Linked DNA regions of Homo sapiens: region 2 is linked to region 1. A link is an interaction called in ENCODE POLR2A ChIA-PET data of the cell type or tissue named here. Cell type or tissue: MCF 10A. All regions are shown on one strand.

The links. Peaks named below come from ENCODE experiments on the same cell type or tissue, not always from the same donor. Only the 100,000 strongest peaks of a DNase experiment are listed, where the experiment ranks them.
Region 2: POLR2A ChIA-PET joins it to region 1 with 5 read pairs; 3 of 35 experiments call an interaction of 5 or more read pairs at or near these places.

The regions. Positions count from the first base shown.
Region 1 is chr18:2,108,728-2,116,727 of GRCh38, reverse strand. LOC105371956 (a long non-coding RNA gene) reads left to right here. Exons shown (of 3, transcript XR_935087.3): 2 at 4,992-5,084. Among named protein-coding and RNA genes, the nearest start is that of METTL4, 460 kb to the left of the region's middle. In MCF 10A, no CTCF peak of the experiment used is centred here; a DNase peak (open chromatin) is centred at 3,867.
Region 2 is chr18:2,262,688-2,270,687 of GRCh38, reverse strand. No RefSeq gene overlaps it. Among named protein-coding and RNA genes, the nearest start is that of METTL4, 300 kb to the left of the region's middle. In MCF 10A, no CTCF peak of the experiment used is centred here; no DNase peak of the experiment used is centred here.

The DNA.
Region 1 (8,000 bases):
ACACTTTAAAATTTTATGTCTTTTTCTGTTTTCTGTTTCATTAAATTCTGCCAATTTTCTTCCAACTTTCTAGGGCTTATTTTATGGTTATTATCTGTCTTTGTGAATTAACTGCTTACTCAGCTTTTTTCTAATATAAACATTTACACAATACATCATTCTCTATATTCTGTTTTGGTTGTGCTTCACAACGTTTTTTTTTTTTTGAGACGGAGTCTCCCTCCGTCGCCCAGGCTGGAGTGCAGTGGCGCGATCTGGGCTCACTGCAAGCTCCGCCTCCCGGGTTCACGCCATTCTCCTGCCTCAGCCTCCCGAGTAGCTGGGACTACAGGCGCCTGCAACCACGCTCGGCTAATTTTTTGTATTTTTAGTAGAGACGGGATTTCACTGTGTTAGCCAGGATGGTCTCGATCTCCTGACCTCGTGATCCGCCCGCCTGGCCTCCCAAAGTGCAGGGATTACAGGCGCGAGCCACCGCACCTGGCCTGTGCTTCACAACTTTAAAAGATAGTGTTTTTATTCTCTTTTAATTCTGAGTATATTCCAGTTTACATTATGATTTTTTTTCTTTGATCTGTAGATTACTTCGAAGTATGCTTTTTTATTTTTAAAAGACTTTCTGTCTTTTAGTATCAATCTATGTTTTACGTTATTGTTTAATCAATTTTTATAGTGTTGTTACTTTTCTAAACATGTTAAACATTCTTTCTGATTGCTCTGTTGTATCAGAGGATGCTAATGCTACTTCTCTCTATTTTGTTGTCTGTTGATACACTCTTGATTGCTCATTTTTCTGTTTCATTTATTTTTAAAAATTGCAAATGCCTCTTGAGTGTTGTTTGCTTAAGTGTGGGAGTTTAGTGCATCTTGGATTATGGAACTTCTTCAAAGTATTCTTGGTTTTGCTTCTGCTAAAATTTTAGGGAGTTCTCATTAAACATATAGCAGTATTTACCTTAATCTCCCAACTTGGGAATCTTATACCACCCAGATTGCTAAATGTTCCCCAACACTCACGTAAATTGCAGATTTGGAGTTTTGCTTCTGATAATGGAATTACTTTTCCCCAAAGCCCTCACAGAAGTAATTTCTCATGTTTCCCTGGAGAAAAATTGGTAAGAGAGTTTCTAGACCCCTGTTCCCGGAGAGGTCACCCATTATAGGGTCCTGGCGAAATGTGTGAGTCTTGGTGTCACTTTCCTGCCTTTCGAGACCCTGTGGCCATGCATCCATGTATTTCCTCCCAGGAGTCAGGGACTTATTTTAGGACTAATATTTCCAGGGGACCAGGTTATTGCTTGTGTATCAGGAGACAAGCTTATTGCTCTGTTTTTGAGTTCCTCTTCTATTTCTGGCACCTGTAGATTTCCTTTGCTTTTTTCCAAGTTTACCTATTAATCTTATTTGGTTACATTTTAGCCAGCATTTCTATGTGGTGTTGCTGACGCTGTAAATTTGAAGTCTATATTAGCACTGGATCCACGGAAACTAATGTAATTGGAGAGGGAGGAGAAGGAGAAAATAATTCAGAAATACAGAGGAGCTAGGCAAGGAGCGGTGATAGATTGCTCCAGAAAGGCAGTAAGTATCTAGCATCTTCCGGGGAGCCCCTGGGGGCCTATCTGACCTGTTTGTTCTTTGGTTATGGAGTACTAAGAACAGGGCTGAGGCTGGTGCCCTGACAGAGTGGGCATTTGCTGCGCTGACTTCTGGAAGTCCTCAGTCCCATTGTTGACTAAGTGCCAAGATCACGTGGTAGGACATGTTTCTAACAGAAAAGGAAGCCATGCTGCTGCTGTGCATGTGCTTACACTGAATAGGAGTGAAGTTTTGCATCTTCTAAAATGCATTAAAGAGTGATCAAAATTACAGCCCTCTCTGAATGAGACTCTCCTTTAACACAACTTACATTCGGTAAGTGCCTACTATGTTTCAACAAATAAGAGATGGGTAGGTGGGTCTCTGAAGCTGTCAGCTTAGCAGAGGAGGTGGGAGCACACAGCCAAGCCTAAAACAATTTGAGGCTTGTTATGAAAGTGATATGAACAGATGCTGTTGGAGCAAAGGCGAAGGAGGAATGAATTGGTTGATTCAAATGAGGGGGAGTGATGTGGTAGGGAAATCTTTCTAGGGGCAATTTCTGAGCTTTGCCATGTAGGATGAACGGGAAACTACCTGTGGGGAAGGAAGAGAGGCAATGTAATCTGAGCAGAAGAGCTGAGACCTCCCTCTGCAGGGTTTTCAGACCCCTGTTGACCAATCCACTGGAGCTGGAGCCTTGGGTATTGTCAGAGTAGAGGAGGCTGGGTCCAGATAATAAAAGACTTTGAGTGTAACAGTTGCTTTCATTTGTTTGGAAGATGCTTTTTCCTCTTACCTTAGGGAAAATAAATGTTTATATCAACTCAGTACATGCCTACATTTGGATTATATTTTGGTTCCCTTAAAGTCCTTCCTATATACCTAATTTATTTATTCAAATGTAATAATGTTGGGGAAAATAAGGGGGTTTGAAAGTCTGTTGCACAAAAACCATTCAAAAATATAATTTTTAGTGATTATCGTAAAAGCATAATACAGTAACTTTATCTCTGAATGAGATAGATATAGATTAAGCAAGGGTATGCAGTTTTTACTATGACAATTTCACATTGCATGCTATTTATACTACTTGTGATTTTCTGAAAGAGATACCAATCAGACTTGCAAATTAATGTGGTTAGCATTTTACTCAAAAATAATGATTTTGTTCCTCACCTTTATTTATAGTCACTGCAAAGTTATAAAAAGGAACAAGGGGGAGAACTTTCACTAAATTGGTGAAGTTTATTATAGTACTTTTTAGACTAGCATGATGTAAGAGGAAAGATACTAGGAAATACCAACCCAAAGCCTTTTAATATTCATTTATAATTGTATGTATGTTAGACCCCCCAATTCACAGGAGAACATTTATTATTTTGGTCATAGTTTTAATTAAAAATCAGAATAAATATGACTTTCTATTGCCATGCTTGTCAGTTTTACTTAACCTTTTGTTCCTTTATTTAAAACATCTATTTTCCTACCTGTCTATTTATCTAGGTAGCTTAGCATCTACCGCTAGTCCTAGTGGTCACTGAATTAAAATATAGTAAAACATAATACCTGGTTCCTTTGATCAATGCCTTGCTGTTCTCTACTTTTGCTTGCCTGGATTTTGGTATCTATGTCATCTTCAAGATGGATCATCCCTGGTTTGAATTTGTGAATGCAAGTTCATTCAGCAGTCTGATCATGTGTGGTGTTTTTGCAAATGTGAATGAATAGAGATTAACTTCATGCCACCTACTGCAATAATTTCTCTTGTAGATTTGAAACTAAATTGCAGAAGGGGATGTGTGATATATGAATATGGCATGATGCTTTTCTCCTATCTCCTTGTTTTCAATCCTTAGAAACCTGAGTATTTGGGAAAAATGCAAATTCTGAAAAATCTTAATAATTTTTCGAAGACCACTTTTGGTAAACTTGTAGGTTTCAACTCTTACAATTAGGAGGAAGAAATTGCAATTATTTTGGTGAATTTGTTAAAATTTTGCAAAAGATCACATACACTAGATGAGACTCAAACAACTGAAATGTAATTGTTTAATGAAAATGGAAAGTCTGAAGAGAGTATTGTGTGGTGGTGCCAGCCCCTGAAAAATGAGCAAAACAGCTCCTTGTCTCACATAAAGTTATTTCATTAAATCGGCCTTTCGATTTTAAACAACCTTTAGAAGCAGAATCAGAAAGACATTTTTAAGAAATGAGGGAGGAACGATGACTCAGAGGATGAACAAGCACAAAAAAATTAGGAGAGGAAATTATTACCTGGAGGCATTAAATATAACAAACTTAGCTGGTATTTGTCACAGCAGTTTCAACGTTATGCACAAAAGAAAACACATTTAGCTATTGGTTTCAAAACAGCGAGGAATCACCGAATCTGGAAGTGGCACTTCTTATAATGTTTTCATTCACACAGCCAACACTTATTAAGTGTTATTATTCATGAGGCACTAAGTAAAGCAACTCCTGTTCTAAGGAGCTCCTAGAAGTGCTGGGAGGTGTTAGGAGGTGGGGGAGAACAGTGAATTCCTTCAGGGTGAAGGGTGCAGGGGATGGGCAACCCCAAATATCAAAGCTAGTGGGGTAAGAGCTGCATGCCCTTGGCTGGCTTCGACCGGCTTAGCCTTTCCAGATTATTTACATTTATTGTGCCTGCCTGTGCAGGCCATTGGATTTAGAATGAGCCTTCTCTCAGAGCCAGGTCCAGAGAGCCTCTGCAATGCACTAGCCTTCACAAGTGCTCAAGAGGGAACAGACAGCTTGCACAGGTGTGGTGAGACCAACGCCCACCATTGTGGATCTCAGGACTCCAATCTGCTATAGTGTAGAAGGTTCTTTCTGCAGTGGTTCCTGGGGGCTTGTCATTCACTCGTCCCCAAGGAGGCTACATGCAAATTAGCTAAACCTCACGGGTTAGTGATTGGCTCTGGGAGGGAGATTTGGCCCTGCTTTTCCCACCCATTTCACCACAGCTTTCATGGAGATGTAGATTAGGAAGCCCTCCCTGATTATAAGATCCTGATACTGGGGCCATCCCATCACTCTGACTAACTCCTATGTGGGTCCCACAGAATAAAGACAACTTGTGACTTGAGCCTTGAAGAGTGGGGAGGACTCAGCTCGGTTGATCTGGGGCAGGGCAGGAGGGGTAGATGGACTCCAGTAAGCACCAAGGAGCAGGGTCATGTTAGGGTATCTTGCAACAAATTTTAAGAAGCTGAGAATTGACACCCATAGGCGAGGGAGGAGAAGCAGTGCAAAACGAGGCTGAAGAAGAATGCAGGATTCACACATTCAGGACCTTGCATGGGAAGTAAGGGTGTGAGACTTTGTTTTGAAAGTGATGGAGAGACATGGAAGGGTTTTAAGGAAGCGACAACATTTGCTTTGTGTTTCAGAAAGAATCATCTGAAAGGAATGTGGAGATCAGAGAAAAATGATGGGAAAGTTACCACAGCCTGCAAATGAGAAATGATGAGAGCCTGCCTGGGGTAAGGCAGTTGTGTGGGACGGAAAGGAAGCACTAGATGAGGCAGATGCTTAGGTGGAGCAAGAACAGGGCAGGAGAAGCAAGTAAAGGAGGGGACTGAGGGACGAAAGGGGCCTAGAGCTCTGGAGGGCTTCTGGCTGGGTGGCTGGGTGGCTAGTGGGGCCATCATTGCAGGAAGGGGATCAGGAATAGATTTGAGTCCAGATAAGACAATTAGGTTATTTTTGAATATATCAAGCATGTAGTACTGGAGATATTCACTGTGCACAGAAGTTTGTTGTTCTGGAGAGCTGTCATCCTGGAGTCTTGGATTTGGGCAGGTGGTGGGTGTGGTCAGCTAAGGATCGAATGGGGCGGACATATGGGGAGCTGGAGCCAAGACCCAGGATTATCAATACTTAATAGACATTTTAATAAATAGCCATAAGCACATTTCTATTAAATTAATTCCTTTTTTCTTTCTTCTTCATGTTGCAATATGACCTGTTTGAGAGAATATTGAGCTGAACTCCTTGGGCATGAATTGGGATCTGTTTCTGGAGGGGTAATTGGGGGTTAGCATCTCTCGCCTTCAATGTCTCATTTTAAAAAGAAGGGATTAGACTGCTTCATCTCAAATCTTACAATGTTATAATTACAGGACTTCTTATGAAGTTGCTGGAGGTGATGAAATGAGGGAGTCTTGTGCTTTCTTCATTTTCTACTGTTGTTTTCTACCTCTGTTTTCTCAGAGGTTTTCTGATCATTGGCAGTGGATAACAGAAGGAAAGTCACTCAAGGGGCACAGGAAAATTTCCTCATATAAAGAATAATCTCGAATGCGAAACAGTGCAAAGGTGGAGAAACTCAGAGATAAGCAGCTACCTGCACATATGCCTGACTCAAATAATTTCCTTCCTGGGTTTATATTTGGACTTGGTGTGCCTACTCTTTGATACAGTGGCATACTTTAAAGCACACTTTCTCTGTGGTCTTACTAATTTTTTTTTTTTAACGTTTCTTTTCTTGGCCTGTTTGCCTCATTTTTCCATTTTAAATAGATTTTTTAAAAGAGAAGTTTTAGGTTTGCTGCAAAACTGAGCAGAAGGCACAAAGATGCACATATACCTACAAACACAACCTCCCCAGACATGCACAGCCCCCCACTGTTGACATCCCCTACCAGAGTGGTGTCTTTGTTTTTTGTTGGTTTTTGCTTTTTTTTTTTTTTTGAGACAGGGTCTCCCTTCTTGCCCAGGCTGGAGTGGACTGGTGTGATCACAGCTCACTACAGCCTTCACCTCCTGGGCTCAAGCGATCCTCCCACCTCAGCCTCCCAAGTAGCTGAGACCCCAGGCGTGTGTCACCATGCCAGGCTAATTTTTTAAATTTCTGGCTAATTAAAAAAAATTTTTTTTTAGAGATGGGGGTCTCTGTAAATTGCTCAGGCTGGTCTTGAATTCCTGGGTTCAAGTGTTCCTCCCTCCTCAGCTTCCCAAAGTCCTGGGTTACAGATGTGAGCCACCACTCCCAGCCAAGAGTGGTACATTTGTTGCAATCAATGAACCTATATTGACACATTATTATAACCCAAGGTCAATAGTTCCCACTGGGATTCGCTCCTGGTTTTTCTTGTCCATTCTGTGGGTTTGGACAAATCTGTAATGAACATATAACCACCACTACTGTATTATACAGGGGAGCTTCACTGTCTTCAAAACATTCCCTCCTCTATGTATTCATCCCTTCCTCCCCACTGTGCTCTATGCTCTTATGTTTTAATTTAAATCATATCACATGTCTGTTTGGTTGCAATTTTCATTTATCTTACAGATTTGAATGTGCATTAAAATATGCAGGGAATATTTTAATAACCTAGATATAGTAATAATTTTTATTCACATCAAAAGCTTCATGATGTAGATTATTATTATTGTTTAGCTTATAATGATAATTTTAGTAACAAGTTATAGTAGTTGGAGCTTCACTGCTATCAAAAGTTTTCTAGTTAAATTAGGCTAGCCCCCCAAGTTTTTTCAGGAGTCATCAAGGTGAAGAATATTAATAAAAACTGCTTAATCAGGTAAACAGACAAAACTGTATCAGTTTATAGAACAGGTTGTTTCTGTTTTAGCACAATAATCTCCTTTATTTTTTGTCACAGTGAATAGTTACCTGATATCTAGGGTCAAAAATCTATGACTTGAAAGCCACCACCTGCATTTGTATTAAAATCTTTTGGAAGCTGGGCGTGAGTGTGTCTGTGTGTGTTTCAGTGTGTGTGCATGCATGCTCAGTACGTTTCAGCACATGAGATGGAAATAAGAAATAAGCAAAGTGTAGTGGGCAGGAGAGGATTGCACTGAATTTTTTATTTGTTTATGTATGTATGTATTTATTTATTTATTTATTTGAGATGGAGTCTCACTCTACCACCTAGGCTGGAGTGCAGTGGAGCGATCTCGGCTCAATACAACCTCTGCCTCCCGGGTTCAAAGCATTCTCCTGTCTCAACCTCCCAAGTAGCTGGGATTACAGGTGCCTGCCACCGTGCCCAGATAATTGTATTTTTTTGTAGAGACGGGGTTTTACCATCTTGGCCAGGCTGGTCTTGAACTCTTGACCTTGTGATCCGCCCGCCCTGGCCTCCCAAAATGCTGGGATTACAGGCATGAGCTACCGCACCGGGCCCTGAATTTATTTTTTAATGATAGGAAAAAAAAAAAGGAGCCGTAGAGAGATGACAGAGCCAAATGAGGGAGAGAGAAAAATACATTAGGTAGAGCAGCAACACACAGATGCAGGAGGAATTGGGTCATTGTGGAGGAATGTTGTGGAGAGTGGCTAACGGCACCAGGGTCCCCATGGTGGAAACCACTTTTTTTCTCTAATTAGGATCTAAAGAGTGCAGAGCAGTATTGGGTGTGTGTGTTGCTGC
Region 2 (8,000 bases), 150 kb before region 1:
ACATCCAAGATAAAAATGAAGAATGAATAGAGAGTATCACAGACTTGTATTAATAGAATGGCAATGTTATGAGGTAGTTTCAAATTGCTATTTAAAATCTTGTGGAAATTTTATTTGAAATGCTCTGATCTATACTTTATGAAACATGTCAATCTGGAAAGAACCTACTGAGGCAGTTTGCAAAAGTTTTATGTTACTAAATATTCATTAAGTTAATCTGGATAAATTTTATGTTCTATGGCATAAATAACAAAATTAGATATCCAAAGGAGAAATGTTTCAGGTTTCCTGAGATTAAATGGAAAATTAGCTCTGCTATTTAAAACTTAAAGGAGTTTTCACTGCCAGAACCAAGATGTTTGCAGAGCCGGTTTTTTCTTTTCACTCTTCTGTCATACCAAAGAAAAGGCAGGAGTTGCTAGGAGTTGGGTACCAGTGGATGCTAGGCAGAGAACCAAAGTTAATGTGGGAGCTTAGAATGGAGGGGCAAGTTAGGAATTAGAGCAGAAAAGGCACATATTTGGAAGAAGACATGCTTTAAGTGTCACAGCAGATCGTAGGGCAGTAATGAAAGAGATTACACATTATCAAGTATTGTCCGTCAGAAGACAATAGATGACAAATTCCGGGCAGGCAAGCCAGTTGCAACAAGGAATCGATGGTTCAGTTGTCACAGGACGTCCTGATCCTAGGTTTAGTTTCTGATCCAGCTGAAGGCTCCTACACACTTTCTGCTGATCCTAGGTAGAGCTCAGGTGCAGATAGACCTTTTCTTGGGATATAATTTGAGCATCGTGATATGGTTATTGAAAATAGGGGAACCATCTCCTAAAGTCTGTATTGTGGCAGATGACCTAGAAGGGGCATTTTGAAAACGAATAGTGCAAGTCCTGAAGTTGAAGAGCTGGGACCAGGGTCCGCAACTGCCATGCACCAGCTGTGTGACTTGGAGAAGATTAAGGGCTTTGAGTCTCAGCTGTCCAGTTTACAAAATTGGGATAATAATATATTATATACATACATGGTATATTCGAAGGTAGTATAGGCTGAAATGTTTTATACTAATGTGCTCTAAATAGTAGCTTACAATCCTGAACTCGAGATTTTAGTGAACAGAGGTTTAAGTTATTTGATATCAGTTTTTATTCAAGCTATGTTTAATTGCTGCTTAAGCAGGGTTAAATGAAGGAAATAATGTTCAGTGAGGGCAAGGTGCCATGTGTAAGAACAATGTCCAGAGGTTTGTAATGAAAGATTGGGATTCAAGTTCTGACTGTCACTTACTAGATTAAGAGGTGTGCACGATGGCTCACGCCTGTAATCCCAGCACTTTGGGAGGCCGAGGCGGGCAGATCACGAGGTCAGGAGATGGAGACCATCCTGGCTAACACGGTGAAACCCCATCTCTACTAAAAATACAAAAAATTAGCCAGGCGTGGTGTCGGGTGCCTGTAGTCTCAGCTACTCGGGAGTCTGAGGCAGGAGAATGGCGTGAACCTGGGAGGCAGAGCTTGCAGTGAGCCGAGATCCCGTCACTGCACTCCAGCCTGGGTGACAGAGCTAGACTCCATCTCAAAAACAAAAACAACAACAACAACAAAGTCATGGACTTAGACCAGTTCCTTAATCTCTGAGATTCAACTTTCTTCCTCTGCAAATAAGGATAATTATAAACGCTTTATATGCTTTAAAGATGTGTTGATGGCTTTACCAAGGATGGGTTTACCAAGGAGTTATGATGATGGGTGCTACCCATCCGTCTCAAGCAGAATGATGCTCTATCTGAATTTCTACAAACATAGGTGAGTGATAAATTGCCAGAGTAGATTAACTAGTTGGCAAGTGTGTAGGGCTTCAGCAGCACCAGATATAATAATTACATATTTAGGTACAAAGAGCAGGTGGTAGACTTAACTCTTTCTTGGCTGGGAGTATGATCCACTCTGCTCTATCCTCTGGGATATTATTCTGTTGCAGGAAACCCCACAAGTCTTAAAATGAAGTGTGCTTTTGGATAAACTCCTAATTTTTACTATATTAAAAATCAAACCCCTATATACATATACCCCAATGTGCCTCTTAATGTATCACAGAGTGAAATTTCTGAAGACTACATATTTGCTAGGGTCAACCCAGGATTTGCCCTGCTCTTGATTTAAATAAATGAGAAGGAAAGCCGATGTCACAACAGGCAGGAGGAGACTTTTTGCTCCTGTGGAGTTTAGAGTATCCAGTTCCAATCTATTTTTTCATTCATTATTAATTTCCCTTGCTTATTATTTGGTTTCCCGATGGGATTCATAGGTTTGTTGTAGCTCATTTCCTGAGGGTTTACATTCTCTCTTTCGGTTGAGAGTATTCTTATTTCTTTAGGAGCATCTCTTTTGTTTTATATAACCTCAAATGATATTTCCAACTCTCTTCTAATCGGTTGCATGTTTAAAGGAAAGAAATACTGTACTAAAGCTAAAGAGACTTTGAAGCAACAGGGCATTTATAATTTATGCTGAGGAGGGGTTGACAAGGCCTTCTCTGGGACCAATAGATGTTAATGTGTTTGAAAAGCTCAGATTTTCAGAAGGGAATTGCATAAATGTTCTTTCAGATTTGTAAGCTAGATCAATTTGCTTAGATATTTTTAGATAGGAGCACTTTATAAATATCTTTCATTTCAAACATCAAAATAAAATCAAAAGTGGGAGCATGTCGCTTTGACTTCTTTTTCTCTATTAGTGGAGATCAGAGGGGCAGCTGCAGTGTAGACGGGGCTGTTTGCCCCTCCTGGCAGAGTAGGTGCTAAACCCCATGTTTATCCCTATCTGCGTTAGGGCTCTCAGCAGAGAAAGGCAGCACAGGCTTCACATTCCTGGACCTGTGACCACAGGAGAAAGGACCAAGGGCAGTGCTCAGGAGGATTATTTAGGAGTTCTACTGAAATAGAATTTGAGCTGTGGGTGAGTAGGAGTGTGCACGTGCATGTGTATATGAAGTGAGTGAGGAGCTAAACGTTTGCTCTCAGAGGTCATCTACACTGAAGATGAAAAAGACAAAACGGCAAGGAACAATTGTTGAGCACCTACTGAAAGGAGAGCACTGTGCTTTACATACACAACTTCATTTAATCCTCAGTATAACACTAGAAGGTGATATTTTGATGCTGAGGGAGCTGAAGTCCTGAGTGTTTGAATAACTTCCTCATCCTCAAACAGCGAGTAAATAGCAGTACTAGATTCTGACTTCTAAGGCCTCACCTTTCTGGGACATTACACCAGGGAAATTCAAGAACAGCCCTTCTCTAACCTTGTGATTGAAAAAGGTCAAGTTTAAAGATGGGAACCGGATCTCTTCTCCAAGGAAATGATCCTCCACTGAATGCTGTCAGTGTATTGACACCAAATACAGTCTCTCTGATGATAGAGTAGGCACTTCATGTATGGATCCAAATTGCCATGACTTGATTGCTACAAACGAACTTGTCCTCCCTCCTTCTTGTTCTGCCTTCTGGTTTTGTCCCTCAGCACTCTCCTTTTGGTCTACTTTGTCACAAACCATCCTGGCACTCTTCTATAATTACTTGCTTATTTTCCCATATCCACTGCTAGCTCCCTGGAGGAAGAATAACATTTTTGATCACTGTTGCAGTCCCAGCAACTAGAACAGTGCATGGCATGCAGCAGGCATTCAGGGTATCTGAATTCAGGCACAGTAGTCTCAAGGGCTTCTGAGAAGGGTGGGTTAGAACCCCACTGTGATCCCAACCATCCCAAATAATCACAAGATCTAAGTATAAACAGTGTCCTCACTATGTGAACACAGCTTCAAGACAAGTCCCCTATCTCTCATTCCCACCAGGGAGTTGCCCTCAGTTCAATACATATTGAATGACACCGTAGTGTCACTTGTGTAGCTGTTTAGATGTACAAAGAGACAAAAGTATAGACTTTACAAATGAAAGTGCCTGTATTTCTTCCTTTCCCTTCCCCTCTCATTTCTTCTCTCACTCTTGTTTTTTTTTTTAAAGAGACAGGAAAAAATTATTGCTGTAGGCTTGTGATTTATGAATTCTAACTTAGAGATTATTTTAAAAGATTTGAAGACAATGACAAAAACCAATATTAATTCCTACATCCTAAAATGGATAAAAATACACTTGTATTTGATGTAAGTGACAGCTTCAGTTGAACAGGAATAATAATTATTGTCAACAAGTGTGCCCCCCACCACTGGGCATTGAATACCACTAATGCTAACAAAATAATTATTAATAAATTAATTCTTTGTGTATTAGAGCAAGAGTCTGAGCTTTGGTTCTATCTGATTCTACTTATATGGTTTAGATTCTGGGCACAATTAGGATTCCTGGTCTTGTTTGAGGTAATAACAAGGGGTTATTATGATGGATGCTACACATGCATCATCTCCAAGAGCTACAAGGCTCTTGTAACAGCCTTGTTTCCTGTATACAAATAATCATTTACATTACAAAAAATTTCTTCAGTGAAGAACACTTAATGAACACTTAATGTCTGTACAACCCAATCCCCCTAACTACCCTAGATCAACTGGTTTTCCCTCAATGTATCTGTAATACTATCTTTCTGTCTTCAACTTTAAACTTGTGAGAAGATCCTTGTTATTTCTTGGCTCAGAGAGAGGTAGTTTACCTTCTGACAGTAACAAAAATGTAGGAGTTAGTATAAGAAAGAAATAAAAGGGAAAGGAGGACCTGGAAACATAGTTTTGGCCTTAAGATGCTGCCATCTTTGAATAATAGTTGAAATGCAGGAAAAGTCAAAGCCTTAGAAGAATGAAGGGCTGTGAATGGATTTTATTACATTGCCAATACAGTTGACCCTTGCATAAAGTGAGGCTTGGGGTGTGGACCCCCGTGCAGTTGAAAATCTGCGCATAACTTTTGACTCCCAGAAACTTAACGACTAAGAGCCTACTCTTGATGGAAGCCTCACTGATAACACAAACAGTTGATTAACACATTATTTTGTATTTTATATGTATTATATACTATATTCTTAAAATAAAGTAAAGAAAACAATGCTATTAAGAAAACCATAGGAAGAGAAAATAGATGCACTCTTCATTAAGTGGAAGTGGATCATCATGAAGGTCTTCAGCCTCATCATCTTCATGTTGAGTAGGCTGGGGAGGAGGAGGAAGAAGATGGGTTGGTCTTGCTGTCTCATGGGTAGAAGAGGTGGAAGAAAATCTGCGTATAAGTGGATTCATACAATTCAAACCTGTGTTGTTCAGGAGTCAACTGTTCTTCCAATCACAGTTCACAGTTTCACAGCGCAGCTTTAGGGACATTTAAAATTATTCTTTGTCGGGCACGGTGGCTCACGTCTGTTATTCCAGCACTTTGGGAGGCCAAGGTGGGCAGATCACTTGACGTCAGGAGTTTGAGACCATCCTGGCCAACATAGTGAAACTCTGTCTCTACTAAAAACATAAAAGTTAGCTGGGTGTGGTGGCGAGTGCCTGTAGTCCCAGCTACCCAGGAGGCTGAGATAGGAGAATTGTAGGATAATCGCTTGAACCCAGGAGGCAGAGGCTGCAGTGAGCTGAGATTGCACCACTGCACTCCAGGCTGGGCAACAGAGCGAGACCCCATCTCAAAAACAAACCAACAAAAAAAAATAAAAGAATTATTCTTTGAAATAATCTATGAAAGTGTTTCTATAATACAAATGTAGAAAAATAATGTAATACATAAAATTAATATAACATAACTTAATACACAAACTTATAAGAATAAATTTTGCATTGAAGAGAATCTCAGAAGTAAAGTAACCACAGTCTCCTGCACTATGTAGTTACCATGAGGAAAGAACCCTGGGGCTATGTATGCCAGGGCAGGGAGCCTAGAGAGTCCGCAGAACCTCTGCCATGGCTGTTCACTTGGAATGCTTTTCTTGTTCACCCACACCAGTGTTCCTCTCAGAGCCATCTGCAGGGACACTGATAGATATCTAAAGGATGGATGTTTAGCAGGATATGATGACCAGTGTCATCTGTGGGTCCAGGTGTCTTAGTTAGCTCAGGCTATAATATAACAACATACCCCAGACTGTCTTATAAATAACAGACATTCATTTCCCATAGTTCTGGAGGCTGGAAGTCTGAGATCATTGAGCTAATGTAAATATAATCGGGTTCTGGTGAGGGCTCTCTTCTGGGTTGCTGACAGCCACCTTCTCCTTGTATTCTCATGTGGTGGACTGCAGACAAAGCAAACTCTCATGTCTTTTCTTTAAAGGGCACTAATTTCATTCATGAGACCCCTTATGACCCAATCACCTCTCAAAAGCCCTACATCCTAATAACCATCACACTGGGGGTTAGGATTACAACTTATGAATTTTGCTTATGTGAAGAATATTCACATGACCATTGTGAACATTAACAGTCAGTCCATTGTGCTGGGTAATGAAATCTCAAAGATGCTCTCTTCAAGCTGCTGAATTGGAGGGCATGCATGCTGTTTTGACAGCACCTCCAATAGGGAGGGGAATGCTAGGCAGAGGTGAATTTGACCATCAATACTGGTATTGTGGAGTGGGGGCAGCATTGAGGGGTAGCTGCCCCTAGGGACCAGGGAAGGGTCTTAATGAGCCATAAAACTGTGAATTTTGAATTTTCAAATGGAAGAATCTACCTTAGATTCAGAACAGAACGATGATTATGTTAACTGTTGATTAGGTAACTAACACCCACCATATTCCCAAAGATGTGGAGAAATGACATGAAATTTTGCATGCCACTTGGAAACTCTTAGATTTGAGCATCTCAAGACTTCCCCCTTGTTACACAACAATCTTTGAGAGCATAGTTTTCTTTCATTGATTTTTGTCAACATATTGGTTTAAATTTTGCCAGGTAAAAGCTTTGGAACTGCAGAACAGGGCCTTTGTTCCTTTTACATCATGCTGCCTTTCATTTTCTATTATAGCATTCTCTCTAAATGATGTGCCTTAAGATTCATTCAGAATGCCACGGCTGACAGATGGCATTCTCCCTGTCTGACTTGGTGCAACACAGCCGGGCACTCTATAAAAACTGAGAAGTCAGAGCTCTCCTAATTCTCTGCTCAAAATTGAGTACCTGTTGAGGAACCTGGCTGCTGCTTAGCAGCTACAGTGTGGGGCTGGGAACTGGTGTTCAGGGTTAACTGACGCACGGGGGCACGACAGCCCTGCTCTGGGTTTCCTCTGCCATGTGCCGGGATGGGCGACATGCTGGCCTCTGGGACCGGTCAGCAGAGGTAATGTCTCCCTGTGGTGACACATTTTAGTGGCTTACAACATCCAAGCATTATTTTCTACTCTCATCTCATGTTCCTTGAGGGTTGACTTTGCTGCACAAGTCCCCATTCCAGGACCCAGGATGACAGACAGCCCCTAACTGGGCCATGCCAGGGCTGTGGCAGAGTGAAAGGGGCTGGAATAACTCATGAGGGCTTTCAGAGAATCTGCTCAGAAGGGGCTCGTGCCACCTCCGCTCACATTTCGTAGGCCCAAATGGACTTGGTCAATGTGGGAAGAATTATAATCTTCCTGTGCAGAGGGGCTGACAACAAATGTTGGACAGTAAAACAAACAGCCACAGCCTTTCTCCAGCCTCGTCTCCCACCTCAGTCTCTGTACCCAGGATTCTAAGCCCATGGTGCCACTTGTGCTTTGCGAAAGCCCTGTGTTCTCACGACTTTCCATTTGCCTTCCCCTGCCCAGAATGCCCCCTTCTCTTATTCATCTGGAGACCTTCTTCTCCTTCATGTGCCACCTCTCCAGGGATGCTTCTTCTTTTTTTCATTTTATTTTTAGAGACAGGATCTCACTCGGTCACCCAGGCTGGAGTGCAGTGGCATAATCTTAACTCATTGCAGCCTCCAACTCCTGGGCTCAAGCAATCCTCCCTCCTCAGCCTCCCAAGTAGCTGAAACTACAGGCATGCACCACCATGCTCACCTAATTAATTTTTTTTTT